Regions from separate parts of the Homo sapiens genome. Here region 2 is linked to region 1. Evidence: chromatin loops called from intact Hi-C (ENCODE). Cell type or tissue: GM12878. All regions are shown on one strand. Links, peaks and the distances in the headings refer to the core of each region. The heading gives the core; the rest is flanking DNA.

What was found. Hi-C counts contacts between places; a loop is a spot of excess contacts. Peaks named below come from ENCODE experiments on the same cell type or tissue, not always from the same donor. Only the 100,000 strongest peaks of a DNase experiment are listed, where the experiment ranks them.
Region 2: it touches region 1 in a loop (2.5-fold over the local background); 2 of 110 quality-filtered maps call a loop at or near these places.

What each region holds. Positions count from the first base shown.
Region 1 is chr6:1,953,080-1,962,475 of GRCh38, reverse strand. It overlaps GMDS (GDP-mannose 4,6-dehydratase), which reads left to right. Exons shown (of 11, transcript NM_001500.4): 5 at 1,510-1,702; 6 at 2,505-2,609. Among named protein-coding and RNA genes, the nearest start is that of GMDS, 290 kb to the left of the region's middle. RefSeq lists an enhancer at 8,862-9,396. In GM12878, for the core only: no CTCF peak of the experiment used is centred there; no DNase peak of the experiment used is centred there.
Region 2 is chr6:2,077,232-2,086,627 of GRCh38, reverse strand. All of the region lies in intron 4 of GMDS (GDP-mannose 4,6-dehydratase), which reads left to right. Among named protein-coding and RNA genes, the nearest start is that of GMDS, 160 kb to the left of the region's middle. In GM12878, for the core only: no CTCF peak of the experiment used is centred there; DNase peaks (open chromatin) are centred at 4,677 and 5,017; H3K4me3 peaks cover 613 bases.

The DNA.
Region 1 (9,396 bases), core at 2,879-6,878:
GGTCTGGTAGTTCTTCAAAATGTTAAATATAGTGTTACTGTATGACCCAGCAACTACATTCCTAGGTATATACTCAACCAAAGTGAAAACATGGTAAGCGAAGGAAGCCAGTCACTAAAAACCACCTATTGTATGATTCCATTTGTATGAAACATCCACAGTAGGCAAATATATAGTGACAGGGCTGTTGGGGTCAGAGTGAGAGTTGGGGACCAGAGAGTGGCTGCTGATACTAGGTTCTGAGGTACTGAGTACTAGGTACGGAGTTTCTTTTTGGGGTGATGAAAATGTTCTGGGCTTAGATGGTGATGATGGCATCTACTGCTGTGAATGTACTAGAAACCACTGAACTGTAAACTGTTAAAAGGGTGAATTTTATGGGTGTGAATTATATCTTAATGAACTGTTATTAGAAAAGAATAAAAATAACAGACTTCCAAATTTGCTTTCTTACCTTTGAAAGACTGTGGATGAAACATACTTTTTTTCTTTTGATTTCCCGGCAGCCACATGACCTTTACTCACAGGCCTAAATGACATGAGTTTAGTGGTCTAAATAGGGTCCCTGGTGAGCAGTTGCCTGAATACCATTTGCATGTGCCAGGGGACAGCTTCTGCTCCAGGGCACACATGCAGGACCCAGCAGTGACGAAGACCAGTGACCTTACCCCTCAAAGGGGTTTTTCCAGTTGAGGATTCACGAGGCAGCAGGGGAAGCCTGTTTGCACTGTGCCCAGCTATATTAGCCTACGAATAAACCAGTGACAAAGATTTTGAGCCTTATTATTTTAGGGGACTTAATATTAGATTATTTTGTTCATTATGCATAAATAGAATAATTTCAGAAAGCATATCAGTCACACTTGTTTTTAAAAAGTGCTCTAAAGAACTGCAAAATATCGAATTATTCCTCAGCATTCGCTTAGAAATTGGTTCATATATACATTAGCATCTTGCTGTATGCTCTGTGTCTCAAATTAAAAAAAGATTATGCATTCGTGTAATAGATTACAAATTTATTATTGTACCTTTAGAATAGAAAATAAAACAACCCTTTTTAAATTCAGCTGTGTTCTAAAGCACATGTTCCAAAACTTCTCTGTACATAAAAATCAACTGGGGCTCATTAAAAATGTAAATTTCCTAGGTCCCTACCCCCCAAAGAGATTGGTTCAGACTGAATTTTTAAGGAAGATCCCAGATAATTCTGAGGAATAGGGTTTGCCCTATAATAACCCATGCCCTAGGAACTCCAGCCTAGAATTACGAGTAGTAGAAGGGCGGTTAAAGTGTTCTTCACATTACCATAGGTAATTAATAGGAATTAAGATATTTTTAGCAATTTGATACTGTATGTAGATGACATCCACGTTCTTATTGTGCTGTTAGAAAATAATATTTTCTCACCAACATTTCACAGTGTGTGAAATTGTAGTCTTTGTTCCTGCTGACAGCACCTTTGTGCTATGAAGCTATTAATGCAGCCCTGTCTCCGCCTGCTTTTTCCAGATTTCCTTTGACCTCGCTGAGTACACTGCGGACGTTGACGGAGTTGGCACTCTACGACTTCTAGATGCAGTTAAGACTTGTGGCCTTATCAACTCTGTGAAGTTCTACCAAGCCTCAACAAGTGAACTTTATGGGAAAGTGCAGGAAATACCCCAGAAGGAGACCACCCCTTTCTATCCCCGGTCACCCTATGGTGAGAACATGCGTGCACACCGGAGCACATGTGTGGCGTTATCTGTGGGTGTGGGGGGTGTGTGTTTTTCCTTTCATTCTGTTCATGTCTCACAGCTGAAGTCATTTGGGTGTGAGGTTAACATTAAGGTAGACTAAAGTGACTGAACTTGTTGAGAAGCATACCTTTATACGTTGCTAACTACAAGTATTTGCTGCCATTGCCTTCGGGGTGAAATTACCACCTCACTTCACCAACCCATGTTCATTCAGCCCTTCCATACAGATCACTTGAAATGGAAAATCAGACCCAATGTGATTCTTTTTCTAAACTGTTATGAGATTATACTGAAGTGATAAGGTTTCATGTTTTTTTTTATTTTCCATGAAATTTCCTTGAGCTCAAAACCTTCAAAAAAAAAGACTATTGTGTCTAATATGTTTGTAAGGAGAATATTAATGAAAGACTTCAGTGATAAAATTTCAAAGCAGTTGGAATGTTAAGATCCTCATTTTTTTCCATTCTAATTCCTCAAAAGTTAGAGAGAGAGAATGAGAGAGAAAAAGATCTAAGAAAGATTCAATCAATTCGATTGTCAAATAATGCACTGTTGGCATTACAAAAGTAAGAAATTCTTAAAATATTTCCTGGTGAACATGATTGACAGGTGTAATAACCTTTATTTCGTCTTTGGGTTTTGATACTTTTTTGTATTTGGATGCATTACAAGTTATTATTTCGGCCAAGATGTTACTGTTGAAGATGGTGAGAATCACTGTCTTTTACAACAAACTTCATTGCTTAAAAAAAATTATTCCAACAGGGGCAGCAAAACTCTATGCCTATTGGATTGTGGTGAACTTCCGTGAGGCGTATAATCTCTTTGCAGTGAACGGCATTCTCTTCAATCATGAGAGTCCCAGAAGAGGTCAGTAAATATATTAACTGAAAAGAGAATTTCAGACTTGAACAACAACAACAAGTTGCATGTCTATTTGGTGTATGTACTACAGAGACTGAAAAATTTCCTATCTGTATCTAATTATGATGAATGTCAGAGCAGCAAATGAAGAAATGTATACCCAGCCTTAGTTTTTTGTAATTTTATTTTGAGTTTGTGGGATTTTAAATTTTAACATTAAAAACTGGACAGTGTTCCAGTTTTACCATTTTAATTAGTAGATCTTATCAAGCTTGTTTTCAACCTGAGTATTAGGAAGCTACTATATGAATGCAAAGGAATAAGTAGTAAACTAATGATTGTTTTTAGAAATTACTCCTATTCAAATAGACTCAATCTGTAGGATCTATGTTATTTTTTGACTTTGAATGGTTAGATATTTGGTATTCTTTCTTTACATTTCATTAAATAGACGTCCAGAAATTACTATGCTTCTAAATTATTTTAAAATAAAGTTGAAATCAGTTTTTTAACAAGATTTTAAAAAATTGACACATTTTTATGGAGTACATAGTAATGTTTTGAAACAATGTGTAGTGATCAAATCAGAGTAATTAGCATATCTGTCACCTCAGACATTTATTGTATGTTTGTGTTAGGAACATTTAAAAACCTCTTTTCTAGCTAATTGAGAAATACTTAATATGATAAACTATAGAGCACTCCACAGAACACTAGAATTTAATGTGTCTGTCTAGCTATAATTTTATATTCTTTAAGAAATCTCCCCTTATTCCCCACTCCCTTGAAGTCAGCTCTTAATTTAGAAGTATTATCAGGTATTTTTGGAAAACTGTATTTGTTTGTATTGGCTTGTTGCCTTTTCAGAGTTGTTGATGAGACTGTAGCAACGTGCTAGTTCTCTTGTTCCCAGTATTAAGTTTTAAGTAAGAAAATGTGTACCCCCATCATTACTTCTGATTTACTGAAGCATGAGAAAGCTTTACAAAGCATGCACATGCTTTACAAAGTAAAAATTATCTGTAAGCCTTCCAAGAAGTTTTATTAAATTTCGCTATCATTTAGATTTTTAGTCTGAGAATAAACGTGAAGTCCAATGTTATAAGTTGTTTCATGACCAACAACTAGTAAGCATATAATTTTTCCGTGAAATTTTATGTGACTATATAGCTGCCTAATTACACCAACAAGTCATGAAGAAAGATTAAAGCGACAGGTTTATAAATGAATCTTTAGCGTCAGTACATTTTTATTTTATAATTGCTTAAGTTAAAAATTCCCATGATGGGCTGTTAAAGCATAAGAACCTAGCCTGTCATCACATTGCCTGAAAGGAAAACAAATTCACAAGCAGTGAGAAACATTTCTTTAATGAATTTTGTGGTCCTGGGTGCCAGCGGTAAGGGAGAAAGGAAAAGGAAGATCCTAGCTGTGGTTGCCTGCAGCATGTGGTATGAGGGCGCCCACAGAGTCTGCTCAGTCGTGGTAATCCCTGCCTCTTTCTCACAAACATGTTCATACACATTGTTTGGGTTTCTGTGTTCTTCCTCCCTCAACTTTTCCACCTGCAAAAAAAAAATAAAAGTTAATTGTTGTGAATCAGGTCAGGATAGGGAAAAACATTCCTGGGTTGCAAAGTAAAAAAAGATAAATTTGAATATAACTCCCCCTAATTCTCTCTTTGTGTACCTCCTAATGAGAACTTATTTTTTGTCTTTGTAGATGTTAACCACTAACTAAAAAAAAAAAAAAAAAAACATATTTTAAGGCCAGGCACAGTGCCCCACATCTGTAATCCCAGAACTCTGGGAAGCTAAGTTCGGGGGATCACTTGAGCCCAGGAGTTTGGGACCAGCCTGGGCAACATAGTAAGATCCTGTCTCTCAAAAAAATAAAAAACGAATCAGCCAGGTGTGGTCATGGGTGCCTGAAGTCCTAGCTACTCGGGAAGCTGAGTTGGGAAGATTCTTTGAGCCCAGGAGTTCGAGGCTGCAGTGGGTTATAATTGTGCCACTGCACTCTAGCCTGGGCAACATAGTGAGACCCCTGTCTCTAAAAAAATTGTTTTAAAGTAATAAAAAATGTTCTAAAAGTAACACGTCTTCATTTAAAATAAAATTTTAAAGTAAAAGTTCCCACCCTCGTGATAACTGCCAGCCCTATCCTCAGACCCACTGTTAACATTCCTTCAGAAAAGTTCTCTCTTTAAACATACAAAGAGGGTTCTGCTCTACATATTGTTCTGCAGCGTCAGGCTTCTATTAAATCTCTTTAGGAACTTGACCTCAACTGTAGCATACACCATTTTGTTTTGTTTTATTATATGCCTGGAAATCAGTGGTACCACATTTTTAACTATATGATCAAATAATGAGAAAAAGAGATGTACGTGAAAATGATATTAATACTTTGATATGTAATGCCTACTATTTACAGCATTTCTTAAAACTTGATCATTAATTTTCAGATTAAATTAATCTGACAGTAATGTTGTTTTCCAAGGAGATTTCTTTCCCAGACTGAAAATTCCATAATGGCAGGACTGTGTTGTATTCATACATCTCCAGCTTCCAGGCAATGCCTAATTGCTAATAAGCATTCAGTAAATATTTTTAAATGAATGAATAAGTTAATATCTCATGTTTCAGGAACAGCTTACTGACTTGAAAGCTAGGTGGTCTGAATTACAGAAAAGTAGAAATTATATCGATATTTATAAATATATACATATTGTTGATTTTACTCATATAGTAATTAAAGCTAATAAATGGGCCGGGCGCGATGGCTCATGCCTGTAATTCCAGCACTTTGGGAGGCCGAGGCAGGTGAATCACTTAAGGTCAGGAGTTTGAGACCAGCCTGGCCAACATGGTGAAACCCCGTCTCTACTAAAAATACAAAAAATTAGCTGAGTGTGGTGGTGGGTGCCTGTAATCCCAGCTACTCGGGAGGCTGAGGCAGGAGAATGGTGTGAACCCAGGAGGCAGAGGTTGCAATGAGCCGAGATTGTGCCAGCCCAGGCGACAGTGCGAGACTCCATCTCAAAAAAAAAAAAGCTAATAAATGATTTTGAAGTAAAGATTCAATCTGATATACATTAATAAACAGATAAAATTTGTTTTTTGTTAATAATCTTTGTAAACCTAGAATTTCCTGTGGTACTTTAAGTGAGTTTATTTTCTTAAGTTGGTTGAACATTTACTCATCAGTCTTCTTGTTCCCTGTTATTACAGGGAACAAACCCTTTTTTTTCTACATGGTGTAGAAAAACCTTGGTAAACCTCAATCTAGTCCTAGGTATCCAGTCACCCATGCTGAATTTGTAGAGCCCAAGTTGATGCAGTTTTTGGGGGCCATATACTTTTTCTCTAACAAAGTGTAATTGTCAAAGGTGCCCTCTCACTGCATGAATAACATTTCATGAGAATTTCTGACTTTCAAAAGTGGGGAAAAGTATTTTTTAATCTAACAATAGGCTAAACCAGAAGTTGACAATCTAGGACTCATGGGCCAAATCTGGCCTACCAGCATAGTTTTGAAAATAAAGTTTTATTGTAACACAGGCAGATGCACTTGTTTATATATCATCTATGGCTGCTTTCATCTATGGAGTCTTGTAGTGTGCAGAGCCTAAAATATTTGTTGTCTGGGCCTCTAAGAAAACATTTGCTGGCCCCAGCTGTAGACAGATCCTCAACATTCGAGAAAACTTTCACTTGGGTTGATTGTGGGTTTCTCCTATGGTAGCAAGGTAGTCTTTTAGAAAGATTTCCTATAAATGTTAAAGAGCATAGTGAGCCAGTCCTTAAGCAGAATTCTGAAGTGCTTTGGCAGGTTGGGGTTCTGTTGTACTTCACTGCTGTATGCAGGTAACCAAGTGCTCCAAAGGATCAAGCACTATGACCAAGTGCTCTAAAGGAAAGCTAGTTGTCAGTGATGTATGAAACCAAATAAGCTAGTAACTGATGATATACATGTAGCATAGTTTGTCCAACAACCACAACTCCTGAGCTTGGACACGTGCTCATTACGGTTTTGACTGCCTTCTGTGTCTTTTCTCCATCCCAACCATTTTTGGTTTTCTTTCTTTTTCTTTTTTTTTTTTGAAGACTTCATTTATTTATTTAGGTTTTCTTTCTAAATATATTTGTTTTGAGAACCGTGTAATACATCTAGAGATGTAAGAATCACCTATGCTAGCATCAGATCAACAGTTGGAAATCACTGATTTAGGGAATAGAGCCAATAATCTGCGACTTTGCATCCCTCAGTCAGCCTTCCAGTCACTCCGTTGGTGAAAGCAAGAGGGTGGATGGCACTTGTGCTATAGACTTGCTTCTTATGAAATGGGAGCACTTTAGTAATATTTACTACAAATTAATAAGAATAACAGAATTTTAGAATTAAATGTCTATAAGTCATGAAAATGTATATAGTAGTATATGTTTTATGAATAACTATTACTATGTATTATATACTGATATTCACAGACATTAACCAGGTGCTTTCTTTCATATGTACTCAGTTTTTTAAAATAAAAAAGTAGGCAATCATAACCTGCATAACAAATTTTGGTAAATGATGGACTGCAGTGGTCCCATAAGATTATCATACTGTATTATAATTAAAAAGTCACATTTTTACTGTACTTTTTCTGTTTGGGTACACTTAAATACACGAGTTTAGGCATATGTTATTTTATTGCTTCGTAGATATTGCTTTTTTCTTCTTTTCATACTGAAGGTGTGTGGCAACCCTGCATTAAGCAAATCTGTAGGTACTATTTTTTCAGGTGTTCACCTCCTGTCTCTGTGTCGCATTTTGAGAATTCTCCTAATATTTCAAACTTCTGATTATTATTATATCTGTTACGGTGATCTGTGATCAGTGATCTTTGGTTTTGCTGTTGTGATTGTTTTCAGGCACCATGAACTGCACCCATAAAAGACAGTGAATTTAATCCGTAAATATTGTGTGTGTTCTGGCTGCTCCACCAACTGGCCATTACCACCCCCTGCCACCGCCGCCCCGTTCCCTGAGACACAACAATATTGAAATTAGGCCACTTAATAGCCCTCCATTGGCCTCCAAGTGGAGGAAGTAGTTGCAGATGTGGGGGAAATAGCAAGAGAGCTAGAATTAAAAGTAGAATCTGAAGATGTGACTGCTTTTATCGTGTGCAATCTCATAATAAAGTTTTCACTGATGAGGAGCTGCTTCTTATGGATCAACAAAGAATGTATTTTCTTAAGATGGAATCTATTCCTGGTGAAGATGCTGTGAATGTTGTCAAAATAACAAAAGAAGGGTTTATAATACTACATAGGTTTAGTTGTTAAAGCAGCAGCAGGGTTTGAGAGATTGACTCCAATTCTGAAACAAATTCTACTGCGGGTAAATGCTGTTACACAGCACTGGATGCTACAGAGAAATCTTTCCTGAAAGGAAGAGTCAGTGATTGCAGCAGACTTCATTGTTGTCTTATTGTAAGAAATGGCCACAGCCGCTCCAGCCTTTAGCAACCACCATCCTGATCAGTTAGCAGCCATCGACACTGAGGCAAGCCCTCTACCAGCAAAAGGCACAGATGGTCATTAACGGTTTTCAGTGATAAAGTAATTTTTAGTTAAGGTTGTACAGGGCTTTTAAAAACATACTATTATTACACACTTAATAAACTGCTTTTTCCTTTTGTATTGTTTCTTCAAACCTGAAATTGTGTATCTCCCTGGCTGTTCCATTACATATCTTTATTTTTATATTTACATACATACAGTATTCTTTTTGCCACAAATGTGGATATAATGATAGCTTTCTACTGGAAATACAGCTTCACATTATCTGTAATAGAGAATAGACTCTCTAGGGAAAAAGGTTTTGTTTATTATCTCAAACTGTTTAATATCTATGAGGAAATAGACATGTACAAAAATTTTCTTGCCTTATTACATTTCTTTGAAAAACTAAACAATCAGACTTGTCATAAAGATATTAATTATTATATAAGTTGTGAACTATGGGGAAAATATTGAGAGGTTTTTTTAATTATTTAAAAATAGTTCATAAATAAGTATATTAGTTTCTTTTCAAATATGTTATTTACCAGTAATAAAATCTACTCTTAAAGATTATGCTATAAATTGGAACATGGGAAGCAAGCCTATTTAGTAAAGCTAACAATATTTCTAGTTTTGACTGTTTATTACATTAGGAGGTAAATAAGAAGAATAACTACTGTTCATCACATATGTAATGTAACCAGTTGGGGCTAATTATGTCTTAATTCTTAACATTGGCAGAGTACTTTGGCATGCCATAAATACAAATATGGTGACCTTTACAAAACTATAAATAACACTAATATGAGTGTATTCTAAATTAAGAAAAAACATTTTGCATGATAATTAAGAGGGAACAAAAAATACATTCTACCTTCTACTTTTGGAAGGTTAAAAAATTTAATGATTAGATTATCCCTGATTTCCTAATTTTGATGACAGTAGCTATTGTGAATAAAGGGTGAAACACACATAATATTCAGCATTCTTTTTTTTTAAATGTGATTTTTCAGTTTTCAGTATGAGTGTAGAATTAGCCGCTTTGATTTCCTACACTAAGAACAGCAGCCTCGGTTTCTGTGAGACTTCCTAGGGTCCACGTCCTGGAGGAGAAAGCCCTGACCCAGGGGTGTGACGGAGAAAGTTGTTCTGTGCTGCCGGCTGTTGGCAGGCCTGCCTCTCATACCCAGCAGCCCTTTGCTTTCCGCAGGAGATCAGTTGAAGATTTCCGTCTT
Region 2 (9,396 bases), core at 3,267-7,266, 120 kb before region 1:
ATTGAAAAGTATGTAAAAGCTGGGAGCAGCCTTTGTCACTACTGAAGTTGTTTCGAAGTCCCCGAGTCAGCTGCAGAACGGCAGCTTTGGGGAGGAGCAGCAGCATGCTGGTTACTCATGGTTGGCTGTTCCCTTCTGATTTAAGTGGAGATGCTGCCTGGCCAGTGTGCCTTGAAAGGTCTGGATTTTAACAGAGTAGCTCTCTGTATCGTATTAGAATGATGGGAATTCTAGGTGTGTGAGCCACAATTTTCTATTGTGTAAGATCAATGTCTTTGACTTGTGTGTTAGCACAAAAGTGTTGCTTCTAGTAGAGGGATGAAAAGAAGAAAGGGGAGGCAGGGTTTCATTGAAACTGCCAGCCTCTAGGTCAGTGCACATAGATAGTTACTGCCTCAGGAGGCACAATTGCTGGGTGAATGGTACCACAGAGATTGATTTAGAGTCATGGCTAGTGGGGGTGTTCTACATGTCATGTCTGGAAGAAAATCAGGTGTGTTTTTGAGACAGTGTGTTTTCATGTGGAGCAAACAATCAAAACCAGTGAGTGAGAGCAACCCCAGCATGACCATTGTTTCCTCACCTGTGCCACACTCTCTGTGAAGAGTTGTGTCCACACTTTAGTTTATTTAATAATTTGATGTAATCTGTATTGTATCCCTCATTTTATTCAGAAAATAAGCTCAGAGAATTTTTATATCTTAAGGCCACAGAATTAATGAATGACAGGAGAGCCTGGATTAATGAATGACTAGAGAGTTCAGGTATGCCTGACTTTAGTAATGTCTACATTTCATGGTTGGCCAGGTGTGGTGACTCACGCCTGTAATCCAGCACTTTGGGAAGCCGAGGCAGGTGGATTGCTTAAGCTCAGGAGTTTGAGACCAGCCTGGGAAACATAGTGAGACCCTGTTTCTACAAAAAATACAAAAATTAGCCGGTGTGGTGGTGAGCGCCTGTAGTCCCAGTTACTTGGAGGCTGAAGTGAGAGGATCACTTGAGCCCAAAATGTTGAGGCTACAGTGAGCTGAGATAGTGACACTGCACTCCAGCCTGGATGACAGAGTGAGACCCTGTTTAAAAAAAAATAGTTAGATTTTTCTCTTCCGAGGAGACTGATGTGCAAAAAAGTCAGAGAAACTGGAAGGAAGTGCATATGACTGCTAAATGTGTAAGGTAAGGTGCACAGACAATTAAGAATAATGTTAATTCAAGATGAAATATTATAATCAGAGTTATTTACTTAGTGAGAAAAGAAACCCGATTTTTTTATTTAGCCTAACATATTTGCTATACTAAAAAGCCACAGGTGATTCACAAGAAAAAAATAAGTGAGAAAATAATGAAAATAACCATGTTACAGATACCTAGGGAGAAAGAAAGGAATAAAAAAGATAAGGTCACGAGAGTGGACCTGGGTTTGCCTTAAAGATTTCTAAGCTAAGAAAAATAATTTTTTTTTTTGCTTCTTTCATGGAAGAGAAAATACTTTCATAAACTTAAGGATCTCATGACATTGGTTAAATAGGACTGTAGAAGAGTAGACTTTTCTAAATGTGAACATGTTCAGGTATTTTCCTAGGCTTCATTTGCTTTGTCTAGTAAAAACTGGTACAACCTTGAAAAATGATAGGGTTGCTAAATTTGGTACTGACTTCTGAATTTGGTTGTGGTTTTATGTAACTAATTGCAAGACTGGTTCTTTCACTTTAATAGTGTCAGAAAGTTTCTGATGAAGGGGATAGTCCTCTCTGGTTTGCTCAAATTATATGTAAACCCACTCTTTTACTTTTGAGAAGTTGAATTAAAGAGTTTTATTTAGGCCGGGCATGGTGGCTCACACCTGTAATCCCAGCACTTTGGGAAGCTGAGGCGGGCGGATCACAAGGTCAGGAGATCGAGACCATCCTGGCTAACACGGTGAAACCCCATCTCTATTTAAAAATACAAAAAATTAGCCGGGCGTGGTGGCGGGCGCCTGTAGTCCCAGCTACACGGGAGGCTGAGGCAGGAGAATGGTGTGAACCCGGGAGGCGGAGCTTGCAGTGAGTCAAGATCGCGCCACTGCACTCCAGCCTGGGTGACAGAGCAAGACTCCGTCTCAAAAAAAAGAAAAAAAAAGAGTTTTATTTAGATTATTTTATTAGAGCTGCTTGCTGTGAAATGAAGGGTAATTGAGTAATCTAGAATCTGGGAGCTATTTTAGAGATTGGAAAGTTTGATCATCATCTGCTACTTGAACAAATAAGCAGCTTGTCAAATGTGAGTCCAACCACTTGATGAAAAAGGGTATGTTTATGGGGTGGCCACTTGTTCATTTGTTTTTAAAGTTTATATGATTTTTAAAATCTCTTTTCTCCCTCAAACCTCTCAAACGCAGATGCCTCTACATTATAGGTATAGTACTTGGAAATACATAAATTGATATGAAGAGTATCTATGAGGAGGAAGGAAAAGGTTAATTAAGTTTTATGTAATCAATTGTAATTTTTATAATCTGACCCAAGACTTTAGCCAGGAAAGTAAGTTACTTGCATTTACCTAAAATATAAAGTGTAGCACGGTATTTTGCATATAGAGGGCATTTGATTAAGTATTTGTTAATTTGGTTTTCTCTGCCCAGAACTGTCCTTGAGACATATAATTTGACTGATTTATGATTTATTATAACTTAAATATTATATATTTTAGCTTTAGCTGTTTCTTCTTATTCAAGTTGAATAATTTCTGTTAATGTGGGCCATTGTAATACCCCCCAATTAACTGGAATATTTTGTTAGAAATAAACCTCCACTTGAGTATATCTGTCAGGATATAGGATATCAATAGCAAATGATAAATATACCATAATTTGCAGATTAGTTGATGATGGACTTACCCAATAAGCTGTAGTTATATTAAGACTCAAATTGCATGAAGGTTTGTGAGAAATCAGAGACTTGATTGTAAAATGAAGGCAAAATTAGCTTTCTGAGGGTATAGGCATAACCTTCAACTCTTGATTATCTAGAAGATGTTTGGGTCAATCTTTCAAAGTAGTTAGAATTAACCAAAATATCAGAAGAGGTGTCTGTATTCTGTATTCAGTGTGGCATTTTCATTTGAATGATTTGATTTTTCCTTCTTAAGTGGTTGTTTTGAATCTTGTTTTTCTGTCCACTTCATTTAATTTTACAACCCATTAGAGTAAGTCAGGATGTATTTATGGTTTTTGTGTTTTCTTGGGGCTGCCTTAGATACTTGACGAGTTGCAGATTACTTAATAATGGTAATACTATGGTTGGGTAGCTGGATTAGATGGAAGATTTGCTGTTGTTGGATGGTCTGGGCTCCATCCAGGCTCAAGCTGTATGGATGTGAAAGTGCAGGAAGTATGATTAAGGAAGATACTAGCGTTTACTAAGTGCTCGACATCGTGCTAAAGTGTTAAAGGTATCTAATCTTGTATTGATTAAAAGCCACAGTGCCGTGTTTCTAATCCCACTGTCTGATTTTACCCTGAGAACCTACATTTGCCAAGTGACTTGGAGAAATTGTTTAAGTTGTTTATACTCAATTCTCTGAAAAATTTGCAGATACCTGCTTCTGTGTTTTATAAATGATGATGTTTAGTGGGACTTTTAAGAATTGTAGAAATGGGATTGTGGTTTTTCTTAAAAAGACATCTTGTGATGAAGAATGAATAGGTTTGAATCCTTGTCAGTACCAAGGTGTGTAACTTACTTTAACCACCTTTACCCACTTTGGGGTTCGGTTTTGTCATCCAGTGAGGATATTGAATTAGATAAATATTTTGAAGGCTTTTGTTTAAATGAGTGCAACCCACAGTAAGAAATATGTTTTATAAAACATTATAGCACAGACACATGTTGAAAACAGAAATTTTACAAACCAGTATATGTTCTTACAGTGTGCAATATTTCTTTATTTTTTAAAAGTGTCATTAACTAAATTGATTTTGTGACCCATAACCATTACTTTCAGTTTGAAAAACACTGTTTTAGATGCTCTCAGACAGCTCTTTCAGTGTTAGGATTTATAAGTGAGATTTAGGATTTAATTTTGTTATTTTTGATCAAAGAAATGCACTTTGAGTTTTTAGCAATGTTGAGCTGTAATCCTCATTGTAACATGGAGGGGACATGATAGGAGCCCATGCCTGCAATTTTATGAGGGGACCTGCCAGATAGACTGCTGTGGGATATGTGGGGCCCTGGGCCGCTGGCCTGGCCAGCAGCAGTGACACTCTTCTCTTTTTGTCTCCTTCTGTTGACTGTCTCCCTGTCGCAGTACCTCATTCTTTGTGCTGCCTTACTTTCCTGATTACTAAAAGAAAATACTTGAAGTGCATCGAGGGAATGACCAGTGAGCCCTGTGGTAAATGTCATCAGCTGATGGGTTCTTGAAAAGTCCATGGATTTTGTTTGAGTGTGTGTTTGTGTGTGTGTGCGCACACGTGTGTGTAAAGTAGGGAACACGTATCATGTGTCTTTTATCTCATTACTTTCTTCATCTTGAATGTTATTACTATGCATATAATTGTTTGTATAGCTGGGATGAACGTAGAAATAGTGTTCCATCATGTAAGAACAATGAGGGTATTTCCTATTGTGGCTAAATCGCCTGAACTTTTTGGCAGTGGTGAGATTGAGCTGGGCATTGGGTTTGTTACACCACATTCTGCTTGCTTACACGCTCCTGGAAGTCAGACAGTTTTGAAGTGGGTGGTAATTGAGAGGCCACCTTCGTTGATATCTTTTTGCTTGAGAGAGGGAGAGGGGAGATCTCAGCAATAAACATATCTATTCTGGAATTCCAAAGACCTCATTAGAACAGAAATGATGGGTCATTCACCTACGCTGAATTTTTCATTGTGAATATTCTCTAAAACAGAGAGAAGGGCTCCAGATCAAACCCATACTGTAAGGAGGCCTACAAAAGCAAATCGGTACACTGTGGTAGCATAGAGTGTGGCTTGTGGCCTGTGACTTTCAGGGTTGTGGTTAATCTTATTGCTAAAATGCAAACATTGGCTTTTTTTTTCCCCCTCAAAGTCAGCCTAGGTCAGGGGAGCAAGCTGCAGAACTGGGTAATGTAAGTTCAAATGATGAGGTGATGGAAGGGCTCTAGGACAAGGACATTCCAGAGCAGAGGGATGTGGACAGACAAGCAGAAGGTTGTCTGGAGGAATCCGGAGGGGAAGTCCTGATGAAAGACTTTGTGTGGTCCTTCATAAGGCTGTTGGGTGTTCAGGGAAAGAAGGCCGAGCCATCCTACTGAGCTGCACAGAGAGGGCATAGAGCAGCCCTCTGGGACTGAGCCATTAGCAGTGTGCAGACTCTTTGTGTGTAGCCAGAGAAAACCATCCGGAGTTCCTAGGGCATATTTTTCTGTCCTGATTGTTTTGTTTTGTTTTTTTTTCCACCACAGAAGTGCTGATTTTACCATATCTTTTTCATCTTTCAAAAGTTTAAAATATAGAACATGGGTTTCTCACTAAGAATCTGACATTTTACGTTTACTAACACATTTTAAAACAAACCTTTGATAAAAATATTTAAAGAGTTTTTGTGAGACTATTGTATGAGCCCATACAATGGCCTTGTTAAGTTGGGGGATATTTTCTCAGTTTTACAGAAAATTGAGGCTACTATAATTATTCAGTTGGGCCATATGAAATTGCGATCTTGTAGCACCCAAATACAGTAGTTGAATATCAGCAGTATTAGGTTGTTCAACCTAATAACTTACCTGAGATGAAATACCCAGGAAGTGACAGGAATGGTATTGTAATTCAGCTCTGATGACACCAGAATTAATCTTCGCATTTTTATACTTTCCAAGAATTGGCCTGCTTGGACCTGTAACACCAGTGCCAGTGTACACTGCCTTGGGGCCCAAGGAAATGCATGCTCAACCCACTGCTGCTATCATGGGGCCTGAAGACTGACTTACCTGCCACCCCAGGCCCTAGCAAAACGTTACCACAGCCTCCACTAATAACTGCACCATAAGCTACTGAGGAAATCACAGATAACTGGTGCTGTGTACAGCTGAAGAAATCTTACAGAGACTACACTACTGCATACATCTAGAATCATAGCTAAAGTGCCCTACCCAACCAACACCATAGATACATGTTCAAAACAATGCCCTCCCCTGTTAAAGTAAATTCAAAAAATTGAAGGCAGTGACTGACACCAGATGCCCAAGTAGCAACATAAGGATGCAGGAAACATCAAAAAGCAAGGAAATATGACATCTCCAGGGGAACACAATAATTCTTCAGCAATGATTCCGATCAAAAAGAAATTCACGAAATCCTGAACAAATAATTCACATTCTTGATTGTGAAGAAGCTCAGTGAGATACCAGGGAATTATGAAAAATAATACATAGAAATCAGAAAAACAGTGCAGGATATGAATGAAAAATTTGCCAAAGAGATAGTTATCATAAAAAAGAACCATACAGAAATCCTGAAACTGAAGAATTCATTGAATGAAATAAAAAATGTTAGATTCAACAATAGTCTAGATTAAGCAGAAGAAGGAATCTGACAACTCAAAGACAGAAGACAGGTCTTTCAAAATAACCTAATCAGACAGAAATAATGTTAAAAGAATAAAAAAGAATAATTGAAGCCTTCGAGACATATGGGATACTATAAAGCCACCACATATTTGAATCATTTGGGTCCCAGAAGACAGAGAACAAAAGGATTGGAAAACTCATCTATTTTTTTGTTATTAAATAATAGATGAAAACTTCCCAAATCTATCAAATGATTTAGATATCCAGAAACAGGAGGCTCCAAGATCCGCAAACATATACAATGCAAGAAAGTCTTCTCCTTGGCACATTATAGTCAAACTATCTAAAGTCAAAGACAGAATTCTGAAAAAGGCAAGAGAAAAGTGCCTAGTCAGTTGTAAAGAAAACCTTATCAGGCTAATAGTGAATTTCTCAGCAGAAACCTTACAAGCCAGGAAAGAATGATACATTCAAAGTACTGAATGAAAAAAATGCTATCCAAGGGATACTATATCTAGCAAAAATATTCTTTGTAACTGAAGGAGAAATAAAGTCTTCCCCAGAAATTGCTTAAGGGAGTCCTAATCCTGGGAGCAAAATGACTACATTTACCATCATGAAAACTTATGAATGTGTAAAACCTGCTAATAAAGCAATCACACAAAGGAATAAGGGAAAGTAATTAAATGGTACCTGTACGGAAAACCACCAAACCAAAATTAGAAAAAATAAGTGAAAAAGAAAGGAATGAAGAGTATATAAAACCAGAAAACAATAACAATATAATAGGAACAAAACCTCACATGTTAATAATAATCTTGAATGTGGAAGGATTGAATTTTCCACTTAGAAGCTACAGCCTGGCAGAATGGATTAAAAATTAAGATCCAGCTATATATTACCTGCAAGAAACACACTTTACCTATAATGGCACATGTAGACTAAAAATAAAGGAATGGAAAAAATTACTCCACACGAACAGAAACCAAAAGTGAGTAGGAGTAGCTATACTTATGTCAGATAAAACAGACTTTAAGTCAAACACAGTAAAAAAAAAAAAAAAAAAAAAAAAAAGACAAGGTCATTATGCAATGACAAAGGAATCAATTCAGCAACAGAATATTATGGCTCTAAATATATATGTGTCCAACACTGGAGCAACAAGATTCATAGGATAAATATTACTAGATTTAAGGAGAGAGACTACAATACAATAATAGTGGGGAACTCCAACCCCATTCTCAGCATGAGACAAATCATTTAGACAGAAAGTTAACAAACATTTATAAACTTTTATTTAAACTGGATTTTAGACTACCTGGACTCAACAGATATTTACAGAACATTTTATCCAAAAACTACAGAATATAAAGTCTTCTCATCAGCACATGGAATATTCTCCAGAATAGACTGTTAGGCCACAAAATAGGTAACAACAATTTTTTAAAACGCAAGATCATATCAACTATGTCCTCAGAACACAATGGAATAAAACTAGAAATATCAAGAGGATCTTTGGAAACTATACGGATGTATGGAATTAAACAACATGTTCCTGAATGACGATTAGATCAATTAAGAAATTAAGAAGGAAGTTAAAAAATTTCTTGAAACGAATGAAAGTGGAAACACAACATACCAAAACCTGTGGGATACAGCAAAAGCAGTACTAACATGAAGTTTATAGCAATAAATGCCCACATCAAAACAGTAGAGTTTAAATAAACAATCTAATGATGCACCTCAAGAAACTAGAAAAGCAAGAACAAAACAAATCCAAGATTAGGAGAAAGAAAGAAATAATGTAGATCAGGGCAGAGATAAGCAAAATAGAGACTAAAGTAACAGTTCAAAGGATCAGTTAAACGAAAAGTTGATTCTTTGAAAAGACACAAAATTGATAAATCACTAGCTTGACTAACCAAGAAAAGGAGAGATGACCCACATAAATCAGAAATAAAAAAGAAATTACATCTGATACCACAGAAATACAAAGGTTCATCAGAGACTATCATGAACAGCTACACACTAACAGACTGGAAAATCTAGAGGAAATGGATAATTTCCTGGACACCTACCATCTACCAAGCTTGAATCTGGAAAAAACAGAAAGCCTGAACAAACCAATAACCAGTAACAAAGTCATATCAGTAATAAAAAGTCTCTCAGCAAAGAAAGGGCTAGGAGCAGATTGATTCTTGGCCGAATTCTACCATATGTATAAAGAAGAACTGATACTAATCCTCTTGAAACTATTCCAAAAAATTGAAGAGAAAGGAATTCTCCCTAACTCATTCTATGAGGGCAGCATCACCCTTATACCAAAACCAGACAAGGACACACAAAAAAAGAAAAGTACAGGTCATTATTCTTGATGAATATGGATTCAAAAATCCTCGACAGAATACTGGCAAACTGATTCCTACTGCACATTGAAAAGATAATACACCACAATCAAGTGGGCTTTATACCAGGGCTACAAGGATGGTTCAACATATGCAAATTAACAAATGTGATACATCACGTAAGCAGAATGAATGATAAAAAACATACGATCATCTCAATAGTTGTAGAAAAAGCATTTGATAAAATTCAGCATCCCTTCATGATAAAAAACTCTCAGCAAATATGGCATAGAAGAAACATACCTCAAAATCATAAAGGACATATATGGCAAACTCACAGCTAACATCATACTGAATGGGGAAAAGTTGAAAGTCTTTGCTTTAGGAACAGAAACAATACCAGGATGCCCATTTTCACCACTCCTATTCTACATGGCACTGGAAATCCTAGCAAATCACACAAGATTAAAAAATAAAATGCATTTAAATTGGTAGAAAGGAAGTCAGACTGTTTACC